2 separate regions of the Homo sapiens genome follow, and region 2 is linked to region 1. Evidence: read pairs that join two places in POLR2A ChIA-PET (ENCODE). Cell type or tissue: GM12878. All regions are shown on one strand. Each heading gives the region's core, and the rest is flanking DNA. Links, peaks and the distances in the headings are about the cores only. Region 1 overlaps CLTC (clathrin heavy chain). Region 2 overlaps VMP1 (vacuole membrane protein 1).

Region 1 (4,307 bases), core at 1-4,000:
GCTGAGAATGTTCCTAAAGTTCATTTCACTATCCCTTAATCCTCAATAGCTACACATACCCCCTTGCCTAGTTAGTCTTGCACTGCTTTACAACTCTCTTAGGCAAATTACCTAACATAAGCTCCACAGAAGAGTTTTTTAAAACTTAAAATCCCTGTCCCACCAGGTGTGGTGGCTCATGCCTGTAATCCCAGCACTTTGGGAGGCTGAGGCAGGCGGATTGCTTGAGGCCAGGAGTTCGAGACAAGCCTGACCAACATGGTGACTCCATCTCTACTAAAAATAAAAAATCAGCCAGGTGTGATGGTGGATGCCTATAAGATCCTAGCTGCTACTCAGGAGGCAGGAGGCTGAGGCATGAGAATCACTTGAACCTGTGAGGCAAAGGTTGTAGTGAGCCAAGATCACGTCACTGCACTCCATCCTGGGTGACAGAATGAGACTCTTGTCTCAAAAAACAAAAAAACCTATTTAGTTTCATCCAGGACATTAAGTGAAAGTGTTTAATGTGAGTGCAGGTCAGTGAAGAATACAATGGTGCCCCTGCTTTGATTTGTGGGAGGTGCCATCAGTTTTCCCCACCACTGCTTTTGCACCCTCAGTGCAAATATCAACACAGAGAAAAAAAAAATAATAATAGTATTATGAAAACATTGACTCTGTGGAGACCCTGTGGGTTCTGCAGAGTATACTTTGAAAACTATAAGATTATGAGTTCTATAAAATACCAAGTACAGATGAACTAGAAAACAAGCATATATCCACAATTACCAGAATTTTCATAGTATTCCTTTTAGTAGATATGCCATGACAGTTACTTAGCCACCCCATGCCATCCTGTTGGGAATGCCACTACCTTTGAATTTGGAGCCATCAGTCTATCTGAGGCAAACCTCAGAAATTACCTGAGCCAGAATCATGCACTTAGCACTGAGTTCAACTCAGTCTTAACGTTGCATTTTGTTGCATCACTTTTGCAGCCAGTAAACATTCTGTTTAGAAATAGTTGCTATTGTGGCATCATTCACAGTTGCAATTTTTCTCCTGTGCTGTCATATGCCTGTGCGAAGTGTATTAAATGAATCAAATATTAGAAATTTCAAGGCTGTCTTTAGTGTTCTGCCCACAATACTCCACCAATGACCTTAGACCTTGAGATGGTGCTATAACGCTGCTTATATTGCAGTTAACCATAGAGAGGTGGAGCCACTTAAAATGGGCCTATTACCAAAATTCTCCCTGGCATCATTACAGTTCTTGGGGATACACTGATTTTAGAAATTACTGTCAGTATCCTCCTAAAAGAAGGCTTAAATAGTTTCTAACAAGATGACTATCAGGAAGCTATGTGGCTTGGGGAGTTGGGACCCTCTGCCTCATATTCTGGGTAACTGGTATAACATAGTAATTATTAGGATTGTATCAAGTGTATCTAAAGATCAAAAGGGAAAAAAGGCACCCTTAATTGTCAAAGTTAGTTCTAGGAAAAAATACTAGCAGGGATGACAAACTACGTTCACTTTACAGTTACCATAAATTCTTACTTGGGCCCACCCATTTCCATCTGTTAAGGTCCATAAGGTTACTCAAGTTTCAGTGGCTTCATTGTTACAAGAAAGGGGGGAAGTGAGAAACTTTAATAGGCTGTGATTTAGAACCACTGCTGATTAACCTTTGGCCAGTATGGGTCAGGGAAGGTGAACATGAAACACTGCACAGTAGGTTGTATCAATGCTATAAAACTCAACCTGGAGACAAAATTTAAACAGGTTATAAACCATGGGACTCCATTGAGGGTGGCTGTATCAGTCACCCAAAAAGTGACAGCAGGGGAACAAACTGCAGCTTGCCTCTAGTGGGAATACCCTTGAACCTCGACCTCCAGGGGGACAGCAGCATAGTCTTGGGGAAGGGCTACCAACACAAAGGGACCTAACCATGTATAGGGAAATGCTGTTTCCTCCATTTTAATCCAATTGTATCATGACCTGTTTCTCTCATCTTAAATATCTGTTTCAGCCTCTCACTTGAACCACCAAGACCATTTAACCAACAGTACTGTTTTTAAGCCCAAGATGACAACTGCCAACCATAGAACATGGGAATAGGTTTTATTTTCATCTCAAGAACATTTAAGTTGGGTGAAGAAATTCAGCTTTTGTTGTTAGAATCTGACAGGCTTCAAACACTTGTGATGGAGGGGTTGTTGTCATATCAAAGTCCACCTAGTAAAGTTTTAGGTGACCAGTGACTTTGTCAATTAGGTCTGCTGGTCCTGGCCCAATCCCTAGGACAGTTTGAGAGCCTGGTGCAATCTGAGTACGTCCAGCATCTTGAATTAAACTTACAGTCAGTCCCAGCATTTTTGCATGGGCCAATAATGCAATCAGGGTTTCTTCATCAGGAGCTTTGACCACCACCTTGGGCTGGCCACAGTATTCCCATTGTTTGAGCATTTCAGGATTTCTTCTTTGAATCTGCTTGTAGGCTGAAACAGCAGCATGAGAGCACTGGGCAGCCACTTTCCCTTTTCCCATCTTTAAGTCATTTCGAACCACAAGAATCATCTTGTACTCCCCGCTGTCTCCCAAGATGCTTGCTTCACTTTCAGTATCTGTGTGTGTCTTGCTCGTCTTGCTTTTGGGGAGCATCCCAAAGCATACTCGAAGGCTCCAGCCCAGGCACATGCCACAAGCAACTCCAACAGCCAAGCCGAGTGTACTGGGATGAGCCAAATATTCCATAACCAAGGATTTGGAGGGCATCTTAAAGGAAAGGAAAACAGTTATCACTATCCGGCAGTAACAACTTACAGAGGTATAGGCTTATCAGAGAAACATTTTGACTATACACTTAATGGTCATCCAGAAAAAAGGCAAAACACACCTTTGATCTTATGCCTGCACCCTGTTTCCAACACCCTCTTGCCCACCACCAGTGTACTAGAAAAGATTCAAGCATCCACATGAAACAGTTTAGGTCATTTTGAATCTTGATGTAAACGAAGTTGCATAAAGTTCAAAAACTCTATTCCTCAGTCTTCCCTTAGTCTTGTGGAGATGTTCCGTTTTACCAAGATGCCTAAGATTTAAAGAAACCAAAAATAACCCTTTCCTGGAATACAGTGCTAATCGGTGTTTTCACAATGCAGTGGTTCTCAGTGGAGATGGTATCAAATCAGTTACCCTCAGAAGAACCTCACTGTCACATTAATGGGCCTGGAGTGAGGTGCACTACTGAAATTTACTAAGCCTGAGCAAGGATGCTAAAAACCTTACAAAATGAAGAGTTGTCCCATTGGACGTGAGTGCAGCTGAAAAACTTAATAACTGAGATGAGAACTCAACATCATTTTACTTAAGAACACAAAATATTTTTTGCATAGTTTTACTATGTACAGGTGCTCCTCAATTTTCCATGGGGTTATATCCCAATTAACCCAATTAATTGAAAATACTGTAAGCCAAAAATGCATTTAATACACCTACAGAATATCATGACTTAGCCTAGCCTACCTTAAATGTGCTCAGAACACTTACATTAGCCTACAGTTGGACAAAAATCATCTAACACGAGGCTCTTTTATAATAGTGTTGAATATCTCCTGTAATTTATTGAATACTGTAAGTGGAAAACAATGGTTGTATGGGTACTCACCATTAATTTACACAGCTGAAAGCACAGTGGTCCTGAAAAATGTTTGAAGCACTGAAATAGAATTAATTGCTGGATGATGGGGATGCAACAGGGTCCTCAATTTCTCTCTCTTCTGATGAACATCGAGAATAGGTGGTAGAAGGCATTGGGACATCAACACTAGTTGATGGTTTAGCAAGCATAGTGTTGTTCTTCAGGAAGATACCAAGTTTTGACCGTACAGCTTGTTTCTTCTTTTCACTATATATTTCTCTGTAGCAAGCAAGAGCATCCTGTATCTGCGCCTGTCAACTGTGGCGAATCTCTCGTAATTGACGTCCATTTCTTCTAACGTGTAGGCCACTGCTGATAGCAGCAAATGCCTCTGCCAGTTTCTTTGCTGTGAACTTTCTAGGTGCCGTGGGTGTAACTTCTTCCACTGCCTCAACGCCTTTACCTCTTTCTTCCTCCAGTGCAATCAGCTCCTTATTGCAAAGATCTTTAGCCATAATTATCCTATGCAGCTGTTCCTTAAAAGCTATGGCACCTTCATTACCAGCACGTGCTGCCTCACCAGTGATCTTTACATTGTGAAAATTATGACGCCTTTTGAAGCGCTGGAACCATCCATGACTTGCTTTAAACATTTGTGTATATGTAGGATCACTGGC
Region 2 (4,424 bases), core at 104-4,103, 50 kb after region 1:
GAGATCTTTGTGTTGTTTGTTATTACGTCATAATCTAACCTATCCTGACTGATAGGCAGCTAACATTTATTGAATGTTTACTAGGTGGTAGTCTCTGTGAGCATCACTTTAAATGAATTATCTCACTTAGGCCTCCCAAGAGCCAAGCTAGTCAATAACCAATAGTGTGACAAGTGTAAAAATTTTAATTAATAAGCGTAAACTATTTACTTGTGAACTTTGGCAATTATAGAAAAGAGTAAAATAAGAAACCAGAAGCAAAGCAGAGTCAAAGGTTTCAAAATCTGATCTGGGTTTTTACTTAATAGAAACAATTTCAAATAATCTCTGGTTTTTTTAAGCTTATGCCATTTTCTTGCTGATTAGTGATCAACAGAATTTTATCCTTATTGGTCACCATTTCTTTTCTTTTATATGTAGGAAATGCAGTTGTGTTTAGGATATCCTAATTACACTTACTTTCATTTTCCAGGCTTAACATAATCCTCACTTAGGGAAATGTGACATTCTCATGTTCTATTATGTGCTGATGAAACAGGCACCTCTGCAATATACCCATATAACTAACCCTCAACAAAGAGAATAAATGATCATATTGGGAGAGTAGTCTGGTGAAAAATATGGGCCTCCTTTTGATAACAGTTTGTGGTGAAAAAGAAACTAATTTTAACAGAAAAAAATGTAATTCATTATTTATTATGGCTCTCTTTACTGGAAATCGTAGCTTAAAAGTGAAATATGAATTTTTTTTCTGCATAGGCAAAATTTCCCAATTAGGTTTTTGAAATTTGTGTTTAGAATGAATGATTCCTAGAGTGTGGAAGGTATCTTTTTTGGAAGTATCATTTAGTAAGTTATAATTGGTTGTATACTAGTCACCTAAAAGACTTACTAAATTTCCTAAAATATTAGATACCTACGTGTTTGGCTTTAAAATGGAGAATTTGTCTTAAATTTATCCGTAAACAGTTTCATTTATATTTTTATTTATTTATTTATTGAGATAGCATCTCTCTCTGACACCCAGGCTGGAGTGCAGTGCTGTGATCTCAGCTCACTGCAACCACCGCCTCCCGGGTTCAAGCAATTCTAGTGCCTCAGCTTCCCAAGTAGCTGGAAATTATAGGTGTGCACCGCCACACCCAGCTAATTTTTGTATTTTTAGTAGAGACAGGATTTTGCCATGTTGGCCAGGCTGGTCTTGAACTCCTGGCCTCAGGTGATCCACCCGCCTCAGCCTCCCAAAGTACTGGGATTACAGGCGTGAGCCAACATGCCCGGCAATATTTTTAGATATAACTGAAAGGTTATAACTTGAAATTAAGATATCTTAGAAGTCCTCATCACTTCTTTAAATGTTACAAATAAAAGTTACTGTTTATTTGATCATTAAATTTAATGAAAATCATCAGGGAAAAATTACTAACCATCAAGTTTTGTAAATCGATTTGAGTAAAGTGTAAATCAAGTAATTTGCAGAGACCAAGTACCTAGCCCAGAGGGACAAGTTAAGATACTGTTTATGCAAGAATAGTGGTTGCTAACCAGAAAGGAGGAGATGAAGGGGAAATAAATAAATTTTTTCTGCTGATGGCTTACGGAGAGTTGGTTGGGCTACTAGGTTACTTGCTTTGTTCTATTAATTTTAATAGTTAAAAGGTGGGTTTCAGGAGGCCTGTTAATTTCTGAAAGCACTGTACTTGTTATGTATCATTGCAAATAAGCTTTTTTTCTAGCAAGAAAGAACCTGTAGTATTCATCAGGTTCTCCAAAGACTGTGAAATGTTAAGAACCATTCTTCTACAACTTTTTTCAAAATATATCTATATTTGGCTGCCACTAGGTGGCATTGCTAATACAGCCAATATACTGTTGTATTTGCAGTTTCTAGTCTGGATAAATATATGTGTGTAGAGCAACTTCACCCAAAAACCAAGCCATCAAATGGCTCTACTAAGCCAGGAGACATATTCTGTTATTTACTTGTATTCATGCCTACCTAAAACCAGTCTACGCATGTAAGTAAAAAGAGCATTTCTTAATAGTTTCTCGCATTCGTTCATTAATTAGTTCAGCAGTTAATAGTCTACCTTTCTGGCCAGCTTATGCCTGTAATCCCAGCACATTGGGAGAGGGAGGCAGGGGGATCACTTGAGGCCAGGAGTTTAAGACCAGCCTGGGCAACAAAGCAAGACCCCGGGTTTTTTTCTTTCTTTCTTTCTTTCTTTTTTTTTTTTTTGAGATGGAATCTCACTCTGTTGCCCAGGCTGGAGTACAGTGGCACAATCTCGGCTCGCCACAACTTCTGCCTCCCAGGCTCAAGTGATTCTCCTGCCTCAGCTTAGCAGGTAGCTGGGATTACAGTCGCGTGCCACTACCGCCCAGCTAATTTTTGTATTTTTAGTAGAGATGGGGTTTCACCATGTTGGCCAGGCAGGTCTTGAACTCCTAACCTCAAGTGATCCACCCGCTTTGGCCTCCCAAAGTGCTAGGATTACAGACATGAGCCACAGTGCCTGGCCAAGACCCCATTTCTTTAAAAAAAAAATTATTTTAATTAGCTGGGTGTGGGGGTGAACACCTATCGTCCTAGCTACTCAGGAAGTTGAGGTAGGAAGACTACTTGAGCCCAGGAGTTTAAGGCTGCAGTGAGCTATGATTGTCCCACTGCACTCCAGCCTGTGTTACAGAGCGAAACCCTGTCTCTTAAAAAAAAAAGCCTTTCCAGCCAGGCGCGGTGGCTCACGCCTGTAATCCCAGCACTTTGGGAGGCCAAGACGGGCGGATCACGAGGTCAGAAGATCGAGACCATCCTGGCTAACACAGTGAAACCCCGTCTCTACTAAAAATACAAAAAATTAGCCAGGTGTGGTGGCGGGCGCCTGTAGTCCCAGCTACTCGGCAGGCTGAGGCAGGAGAATGGCGTGAACCCAGGAGGCGGAGCTTACAGTGAGCCAAGATCATGCCGCTGCACTCCAGCCTGGGCAATAGAGCGAGACTCCGTCTCAAAAAAAAAAAAAAAAAAAAAACCTTTCCTTTCGTTTTGATACACATATTTACATGGAGGACATAACTCCTATGGTATGCCCAGTGTCAGGTGTAATACCAAACATACTAACTTTAAGTCCAATCTTTTCTTTAATATTCAGGAATATGCAAGTGATTGAAACCGATTTTGTTAAAAGAATAAAATCTTTCATTAAATCCTTCATTCCTATGATAGGAAATAGGGCCTCTTCAGAGTAAAACAGCTAGGTTTGAATGTCTAGTACAATATTACTAGCTGTGTGATATTTGGCAAATTTCTTAACTTTTAAACCTCAGTCATTCAACTGTAAATGGGAGTGATAATAATAGTACCCATCTCATAAGACTGTTTTGAGGATTAATGAAATTACTTGTACAGTTTTCAGCTCAGTACCTAGTAAATGCAAGGTATTCAATAAATGATTGCTGCTATTATAATTAGCAATATCACTACGCTTACTCTGATTTATTTTTGAAATGTAATAATTTTCAATTTATATGCTTTAGCTGGTCTTAACAAATTAGGAACATTTCCCACAATTGATTTCAGTACAGTGTTATAGAATAATTGAAAACCACTGATCATTTCATTTCCAACAATGATGACTAGGCAATTTGGACCAACTCTCCCATAAAAGTTTCTTAAAAGAGTGGATAAATTTATTATTATTATTATTTATTTTTTTTTTTTGAGACAGAGTCTCACTCTGTCTTGAGTGGCTGTCACAGGCTGCCTCATGCCTGTGATCCCAGCACTGGAGTGCAGTGCTGGATCCCAGGCTGGAGTGCAGTGGTGCGATCTCGGCTCACTGCAACCTCTGCTTCCTGGGTTCCAGTGTTTCTCCTGCCTCAGCCTCCCCAGTAGCTGGAATTACAGGTGCCCGCTACTACGCCTGGCTATTTTTTTTTTTTTTTGTATTTTTATTAGAGACGGGGTTTCACTGTGTTAGTCATGCTGGCCTTGAACTCCTGACCTCGCGATCCGCCTACCTCAGCCTCCCAAAGTGCTGGGATTACGGGCGTGAGCCACCATGCCCAGCCAATAAATTTTTAAATATATGTTTAAAGGTGAGTATATGTATATATGAGTATTTGTATATATGTTTAAAGAGAGTAAAAGAATTATAAGACCAAGATCTAAGTTATACAGAAAACCCAAAGAAGAGAGACTGGCCAAGGATAGGCCCTGATAAACCTGCAGGCTTTGAATTTGAACTCTAAAGGGCCACACTTTAAAAGATGTGATGAACTAGATATAAATCAACTTTCACCGGTACTGAAGCTCAAGTTTAAATAATCTTTTTTTTTTTTTTGAGACAGAGTCTTGCTCTGTCACCCAAACTGGAGTGCAGTGGTGTGATCTCAGCTCACTGCAATCTCCACCTCGTGGGTTCAAG

Evidence for each region. ChIA-PET counts read pairs that join two places held together with the same protein. Peaks named below come from ENCODE experiments on the same cell type or tissue, not always from the same donor. Only the 100,000 strongest peaks of a DNase experiment are listed, where the experiment ranks them.
Region 2: POLR2A ChIA-PET joins it to region 1 with 8 read pairs; 10 of 35 experiments call an interaction of 5 or more read pairs at or near these places.

Annotation. Positions count from the first base shown.
Region 1 is chr17:59,695,214-59,699,520 of GRCh38, forward strand. CLTC (clathrin heavy chain) reads left to right here. Exons shown (of 32, transcript NM_004859.4): 32 at 1-1,743. It overlaps PTRH2 (peptidyl-tRNA hydrolase 2), which reads right to left. Exons shown (of 2, transcript NM_016077.5): 2 at 2,095-2,765. The coding sequence starts at 2,765. The coding sequence ends at 2,226. Among named protein-coding and RNA genes, the nearest start is that of PTRH2, 10 kb to the right of the region's middle. RefSeq lists an enhancer at 1,489-1,538. In GM12878, for the core only: no CTCF peak of the experiment used is centred there; a DNase peak (open chromatin) is centred at 1,681; H3K4me3 peaks cover 198 bases.
Region 2 is chr17:59,745,189-59,749,612 of GRCh38, forward strand. The region is part of intron 5 of VMP1 (vacuole membrane protein 1); the gene reads left to right. Among named protein-coding and RNA genes, the nearest start is that of VMP1, 40 kb to the left of the region's middle. In GM12878, for the core only: a CTCF peak has its summit at 1,843 (motif pointing right); no DNase peak of the experiment used is centred there.